Linked DNA regions of Homo sapiens: all the other regions are linked to region 1. Evidence: read pairs that join two places in POLR2A ChIA-PET (ENCODE). Cell type or tissue: K562. All regions are shown on one strand.

Evidence for each region. ChIA-PET counts read pairs that join two places held together with the same protein. Peaks named below come from ENCODE experiments on the same cell type or tissue, not always from the same donor. Only the 100,000 strongest peaks of a DNase experiment are listed, where the experiment ranks them.
Region 2: POLR2A ChIA-PET joins it to region 1 with 5 read pairs; 17 of 35 experiments call an interaction of 5 or more read pairs at or near these places.
Region 3: POLR2A ChIA-PET joins it to region 1 with 6 read pairs; 2 of 35 experiments call an interaction of 5 or more read pairs at or near these places.

What each region holds. Positions count from the first base shown.
Region 1 is chr16:70,273,609-70,276,108 of GRCh38, forward strand. The region is part of intron 4 of AARS1 (alanyl-tRNA synthetase 1); the gene reads right to left. It also overlaps the pseudogene RN7SL279P. Among named protein-coding and RNA genes, the nearest start is that of AARS1, 15 kb to the right of the region's middle. In K562, no CTCF peak of the experiment used is centred here; a DNase peak (open chromatin) is centred at 1,159.
Region 2 is chr16:70,321,444-70,323,943 of GRCh38, forward strand. All of the region lies in intron 5 of DDX19B (DEAD-box helicase 19B), which reads left to right. All of the region lies in intron 3 of DDX19A-DT (DDX19A divergent transcript), which reads right to left. Among named protein-coding and RNA genes, the nearest start is that of DDX19B, 24 kb to the left of the region's middle. In K562, no CTCF peak of the experiment used is centred here; no DNase peak of the experiment used is centred here.
Region 3 is chr16:70,731,965-70,734,464 of GRCh38, forward strand. All of the region lies in intron 13 of VAC14 (VAC14 component of PIKFYVE complex), which reads right to left. Among named protein-coding and RNA genes, the nearest start is that of VAC14-AS1, 22 kb to the right of the region's middle. In K562, no CTCF peak of the experiment used is centred here; no DNase peak of the experiment used is centred here.

The sequences.
Region 1 (2,500 bases):
TCCCAGCACTTTGGGAGGCCAAGGCAGGCCGATCATGAGGTCATGAGATCGAGACCATCCTGGCTGACACGGTGAAACCCCGTCTCTACTAAAAAATACAAAAAATTAGCCGGGCGTGGTGGTGGGCGCCTGTAGTCCCAGCTACTCAGGAGGCTGAGGCAGGAGAATGGCATGAACCCGGGAGGCGGAGCTTGCAGTGAGCCAAGATCGCGCCACTGCACTCCAGCATGGGCGACAGAGCGGGACTCCGTCTCCAAAAAAAAAAAAAAAAAAAAAAAAATTAGCCAGGCAGGTGGCGAATGCTTCTAGTCCTAGTTACTCGGGAGGCTGAGGTGGGACGATCGCCTGAGCTCAGGCAGTAAACTATGATTATGCCACTGCACTCCAGCCTGGGTGAGAGTGAGACCCTGTCTCAAAAAAACGAAACAAAAAAATTCCTTTTTCCAGCTTGGTGTGGTGGCTCATGCCTGTAATCCCAGCACTTTGGGAGGCCGAGGTGGGTGAATCACCTGAGGTCAGGAGTTCGAGACCAGCCTGACCAACATGGAGAAACCCGTCTCTACTAAGAAAAAAAAAAAAAAAATTAGCTGGGTGTGGTGGCACGTGCCTGTAATCCCAGCTACTCGGGAGGCTGAGACAGGAGAATTGCTTGAATCCGGGAGACGGAGGTTGCGGTGAGCCAAGATCGCACCATCACACTCCAGCCTGGGCAACAAGAGCGAAACTCCATCTCAAAAAAAGAAAAAAAAATTTCCTTTCTCCTAGTCTATTTCATTTCCATAAGAAACAAACTGTTTCATATGAAGAATACAACTCTGTTGAAAAAGACAGACATGGCTGGGCACGGTGGCTCACACCTGTAATCCCAGCACTTTGGGAGGCCGAGGCGTGTGGATCACCAGGTCAGGAGTTCAAGACCAGCCTGGCCAACATGATGAAACCCCATCTCTACTAAAAATACAAAAATTAGCCAGGCGTGGTAGTGTGTGCCTATAATCCCAGGTACTCGGGAGGCTGAGGCAGGAGAATTGCTTGAACCCAGGAGGCAGAGGTTGCAGTGAGCTGAGATCGCGTCATTGCACTCCAGCTCTGGGCGACAGAGCGAGATTCCATCTCGGCGGGGGTGGGGGAGTGGAGTGGGGGTGGGGAAGGAAAAGATACACACATACACACAAGGTTACAGAACTATGAACAAGGCCAGGAAGACTAGATATGGGATATTAAACTATTAATGATGATTGAGGGAACTTCCACTTTCTATTTTCTACATTTCTATAAGGTTTGAATTTTTACAACACACGTGTAACTTTTAAAACTATATAAAGTAAAAAAAAAAAGACTTGTTTTGGCTTTCAACAACAGAATGATTGGCTGGGCACAGTGGCTCACATCTGTAATCCTAGCACTTTGGGAGGCCAAAGCGGGTGGATCACCTGAAGTCAGGAGTTTGAGACTAGCCTGGCTAACATGGTGAAATCCCATCTCTACTAAAAATACAAAAATTAGCCAGGTGTGGTGGCGCGCACCTGTAGTCCCAGCTACTCAGGAGGCTGAGGCAGAAGAATCGCCTTAACCCGGGAGGCAGAGGTTACAGTGAGCCAAGATCGCACCAGTGCACTCCAGCCTAGGTGACAGACTGAGACTCTGTCTCAAAAACAAACAAACAAACATAAACAACAGAATTATTGAACATATTAAGAAGCAACGAATGGATCTAAAGATATGGGCCAGGCGTGGTGACTCATGCCTGTAATCCCAGCACTTTGGGAGGCCACGGCGGGCAGATCACGAGGTCAGGAGATCGAGATCATCCTGGCTAACACGGTGAAACCCAGTCTCTACTAAAAAATATATATATATAAAAAAACAATTGGCCGGGCATGGTTCCTCACGCCTGTAATCCCAGCACTTTGGGAGGCCGAGGCAGGCGGATCACGAGGTCAGGAGATCGAGACCACCCTGGCTAACACGGTGAAACCCCGTCTCTACTAAAAAATACAAAAAATTAGCCGGGCGTGGTGGTGGGCGCCTGTAGTCCCAGCTACTCGGGAGGCTGAGGCAGGAGAATGGCGTGAACCTGGGAGGCGGAGCTTGCAGTGAGCTGAGATCGCGCCACTGCACTCCAGCCTGGGTGACAGAGCGAGACTCCAACAACAACAACAACAAAAATATATATATATTAGCTGGGTGTGGTGGCAGGCATCTGCAGTCCCAGCTACTCAGGAGGCTGAGGAAGGAGAATGGCATGAACCCAGGAAGCAGAGTTTGCAGTGAACTGAGATCACGCCACTGCACTCCAGTCTGGGAGACAGAGCAAGACTCCATCTCAAAAAAAAAAAAAAAAAAAAAAAAACCATATGAATGCGGCCGGGCACGGTGGATTACCTGAGGTCAGGAGTTCGAGACCAGCCTGGCCAACATGATGAAACCCCGTCTCTACTAAAAAAAATACAAAAGTTAGCTGGGCATGGTGGCACACGCCTGTAATCCCAGCTACTTG
Region 2 (2,500 bases), 48 kb after region 1:
GTATTAGAAGAGACCAGCATTATTACTAGAATTATCTACTACCTTTCATCATTAACAAATATTTATTGAGTGCCTGTTATATAACAGATACTATGCTAGGCACTTGGATACATTAGTCAACAACGCAGACCAAAATTCCTGCCCACAAGGAGCTTATGTTCTAGTTTGAAATATAGCTAATTCATTTTTATTAAAATATAACAGGTGATAAATTACAAACATTAATGCCACTGAATAGTACACTTAAAAGTGGGTAAAAGGGCAAATTTTATGACATATATTTTTTACTTCAAATAAAAATAAATTTTGGCCAGGCGTGGTGGCTCACGCCTGTAATCCCAGCCCTTTGGGAGGCCGAGGCAGGCAGATCATTTGAGGTCAGGAGTTCGAGACCAGGCTGGCCAACATGGTGAAACCCCATCTCTACTAAAAATACAAAAAATTAGCTGGGCATGGTGGCACGTGCCTGTAATCCCAGCTACTCGGGAGGCTGAGGCAAAAGAATCGCTTGAACCTGGGAGACGGAGGTTGCAGTGAGCTGAGATCGCGCCATTGGACTCCAGCCTGGGCGACAGAGTGAGATTCCGTCTCAAAAAAAAAAAAAATTAATAATAAATTTTGGCCAGGCATAGTGGCTCATGCCTGTTATCCCAGCAATTTGGGAGGCCAAGGCAGGCAGATGGCTTGAGCCCAGGAGTTTGAGACCAGCCTGGGCAGCACAGTAAGACCTCATCTGTATTAAAGGGCAAAATTAAAAAAGAAATTAAATATACAACACTTTATTCTAACTACAAGGGGCAACAGATGTTTTGACAGGGAATCTAGATGTTTAAACAGAAATAGAATCAAGAGTTACCGGTGTGGCGGCTGGGCGCAGTGGCTTACAACTGTAATCCCAGGACTCTGGAATGCTGAAGTGGGCGGATCACTTGAGGTCAGGAGTTCAAGACCAGCCTGGCCAACATGGCGAAACCCATCTCTACAAAAAAAACACAAAAATAGCCATGCATGGTGGTGCATACCAGTCCCAGCTACTCAGGAGGCTGAGGCTCCGGAATTGCTTGGAATCCGCATAGTGGCGGTTGCAGTGAACTGAGATTGTGCCACTGCACTCCAGTCTGGGCGACAAAGTGAGACCTTGTCTCAAAAAAAAAAAAAAAAAAAAAAAGGCCGGGCGTGGTGGCTCACGACTGTAATCCCAACACTTTGGGAGGCCCAAGGCAAGTGGATCACCTGAGGTCAGCAGTTCACCAGCCTGGCCAACATGGTGAAACCCCATCTCTACTAAAAATACAAAAATTAGCCAGACGTGGTGGCAGGCATCTGTAATCCCAGCTACTCTGGAGGCTGGGGCAGAAGAATTGCTTGAACCTGGGAGGCAGAGGCTGCAGTGAGCTCAGATCGCGCCTTTGCACTCCAGCTCGGTGACAACAGTGAAACTCCGTTGCAAAAAAAAAAAAAAAAAAAAAAAGTCCCCATAAGGAACAGCTTACTTTTGCCAGATTTTAAAATTCCACCTGTGGCCGGGGGCCCTCCCCATGGTTTCACTTTTAGTTCATGTTTCTTCTGTTTGTTTGTTTGTTTTTTCCCCTGCCGGAAGACCTCATTTTCCTCGTCCATATCTTTGGCCTGCTGCGGCTGCTCCGTTTTTTGTTTTTTGTTTTTTTGAGACAGGGTCTTGCTCTGTCACCAGGGCTGGAGTACAGTGGTGCAGTCTCAGCTCACTGCAGCCTGCAACCTCCACCCTCCACCTCCTGGGCTCAAGAGATCCTCACATGTCAGCCTCCCAGGTAGCTGGGACTTCAGGTATGTACCACCATGTCCAGCTAATGTTTGTATCTTTTGTAGAGAAAGGGTTTCGGTATTTTGCCCAGGCTGGTCTCAAACTCCTAGGCTCAAGAAATCACCCACCTCAACCTCCCGAAGTGCTGAGATTGCAGGCATGAGCCACTGCACCTGACCTTGCCTGCTTTTTTTCTTTTTTCTTTTTTTTTTTTTGACACTGAGTCTCGCTCTATCACCCAGGCTGGAGTACAGTGGCGCGATCTCGGCTCACTGCAACCTCTGCCTCGTGGGTTCAAGCGATTCTCCTGCCTCAGCCTCCCAAGGAGCTGGGACTACAGGCGCCCACCACCATGCCTGGCTAATTTTTGTATTTTTAGTAGAGTCAGGGTTTTACCATGTTGGCCAGGCTGGTCTCAAATTCCTGACCTCGAATGATCCACCCACCTCGGCCTCCCAAAGTTCTGGGATTGCAGGCATGAGCCACCGCGCCTGGCCTTGCCTGCTTCTTGAGCTGCTTCTTGCCACCTTCAAGGCAAGACTTGGTTCTTGCCACTCTTACCCCCTACCCTGCTACCAAAACCTACATCTTGTTTTTTTTAGGCATTTCAAGGTAGATTACACTTTTAAATCAAGTGGTTAAGGTAGGATCTCCTGAAGTAGATATCTGGGCAAAGACTTGAAGGAGAGAAGGGAGTTAGCATGTTATCTGGGGACA
Region 3 (2,500 bases), 460 kb after region 1:
ATTTTTTTAAAAAAACAAACTCTACTCATTATCCCAGTAAACGAAATACACTCAAGATCTATTTGGGCCATTAAGGACAAACAAGAAGTCAAAGAGAATAAATGGGTAAGGTACTTGTGTCAGTGAGTCAAGTCATTGTGGCTCAATGGTCAACAAAACTGATGGACCCACAAGAGGCAAAAGCCAAGCTCCTTTCCTAATCTGACCTGAGGAAAAGGAATGATGCGCACAGCCACTCGATTACGGACAGCAGACACCGACAAATGTTACAAAGTGTTTTAAACTTTACTTTTGAAATCAAAAGTTCTTTCTTCCTCATCCTCAGGCAAAGATGCTCTTTTAGGATAGAACTCTGAAAACTTTCAAAGCCTGAGGTGACTTTCTAACCAGGAGCACAAATGTCTCTGACGCGTGTCCCAGCTAGAAAACACACCGAGGTACAGATACCACCATCCCTTCCAGACCTCCCTTGCACACACGCCCCTTGGTAAAGTACCCAGCACCAAGGGGACAAGGGAAAGGCTGATGGAATACTTGGATGGTCTGGGGTAGCGTATCTGTATGCCCGTTGGTATCTTCCCTGGACATCCCTTCTAATATATGCCAACCTCCACAGCTCTGTGAAAGGAGTTACCAAGGGATGGAAGAGATCCTCACTCACTGTGCCTGAGGCAGGAATTTTTTTTTTTTTTTTTAAAGACTGAGTCTTGGTTTGTTGCCCAGGCTGGAGTGCAGTGGTGTGATCTTGGCTCACTGCAACCTCTGCCTCCTGGATTCAAGCTATCCTCTTGTCCCAGCCTCTTGAGTGCTGAGATTACAGGCATGCGCCACCACGCCCAGTTAATTTTTGTAATTTTTTTTTTTAGTAGAGGTGGGGTTTCACCATGTTGGCCAAGCTGGTCTCGAACTCCTGACCTCAGGTGATCCACCTGCCTTGGCCTCCCAAAGTGCTGGGATTACAGGTGTGAGCCACCACACCCGGCCCAAGGCAGGACATCTTTAAAAAGAAAACAGCTTTATTGAGATATCATCCATATACCATAAGGTTAATCCTTTTAAAGTGTGCAATTCAGTAGTTTTCAGGACATTCACAAAGTTGTGCAGCCATCACCACTAATTTCAGAACATTTTTATCAACTCCCAAAAGGAACCCCATACTGATTAGCAGTCATTCACCATTCTCACTTCCATGGCCCCTAGCGATCACTCATCTACCTTCCGTCTCTATGGATTTGCCTATTCTGGATGTTTCCTATAAATAGAACTAAGCAGTAGGTGGCTTTTTTCACTCAGCACGTTTTCAAGGTTCATCTATGTTGTAGTATGTATCAGTTCTGTACTCATTTTTAGGGTTGAATAATATTCCACTTTATATTCCAAAATATGGAATACGGCTATTCTATATTTTGTTTGTCCATTCATCAGCTGGTATTTTCTCCCATTCTGTTGATTTTTTTTTTTTGAGACAGGGTGATACTATAGTTTGATTATTTGTCCCCACCCAAATCTCATGTTGAAATTTAATTGCTAGTGTTGGAAGTGGGGCCTGGTGGGAGGTTACTGGATGATGGGGGTGGATTTCTCATGAATGGGTTAGCACCATCCCCTTAGTGTTACTTTGAGACAGCAAGTTCTGCTGAGATCTGGCTGTTTAAAAGCGTGGGGCACCTTCCTCTTACTCTCTTGCTCCTGCTTTGGCCTCCTCTGCCTGCTGCCCCTTTGCCTTCCACTATGATTGTAAACTTCCTGAGGCCGCCTCAGGAACCAAGCAGATGCTAACACCATGCTTTCTATAAAGCCTGCAGAACTGTAAGCCAATTAAATCTCTTTATAAATTACCTACTCTCAATCAGGTCTTTTTGTTTTTGTTTTTGTTTTTGAGACAGAGTCTTGCTTTGTCTCCCAGGCTTGAGTACAATGGCACGGTCTTGGCTCACTGCAACCTCCGCCCGGGTTCAAGCAATTCTCCTGCATCAGCCTCCCAAGTAGCTGGGACTACAGGCGTGTGCCACCAGACCTGACTAATTTTTTCTATTTTTAGTAGAGGTGGGGTTTCACCATGTTAGCCAGGATGGTCTCAATCTCCTGATCTCGTGATCTGCCTGCCTTGGCCTCCCAAAGTGCTGGGATTACAAGTGTGAGCCACTGCGCCCAGCCATGTATTTTTTTATAGTAATGCAAGAACAGCCTAATAAACAGTGTCTTGCTCTGTTGCCCAGGCTGTAGTGCACTGAAGTGATTACAGTTCACTGCAGCCTCAAACTCCTGGGCTCGAGCAATCCTCCCGCCTCAGCCTCTCAAGTAGCTAGGACTACAGGCTTGTGCCATCACACCCAGCTAAATTTTTTCTTTGAGATGGGGTCTCCCTATGTTGCCCAGGCTAGTCTCAAACTCCTGGGCCCAAGGGACCCTTCTGCCTTGGCCTCCCAAAGTGTTGGGATTATAGGTATTAGCCACTGTGCCCAGCCTCTTTTTATTAAAAAAATTTTTTTGAAGCACA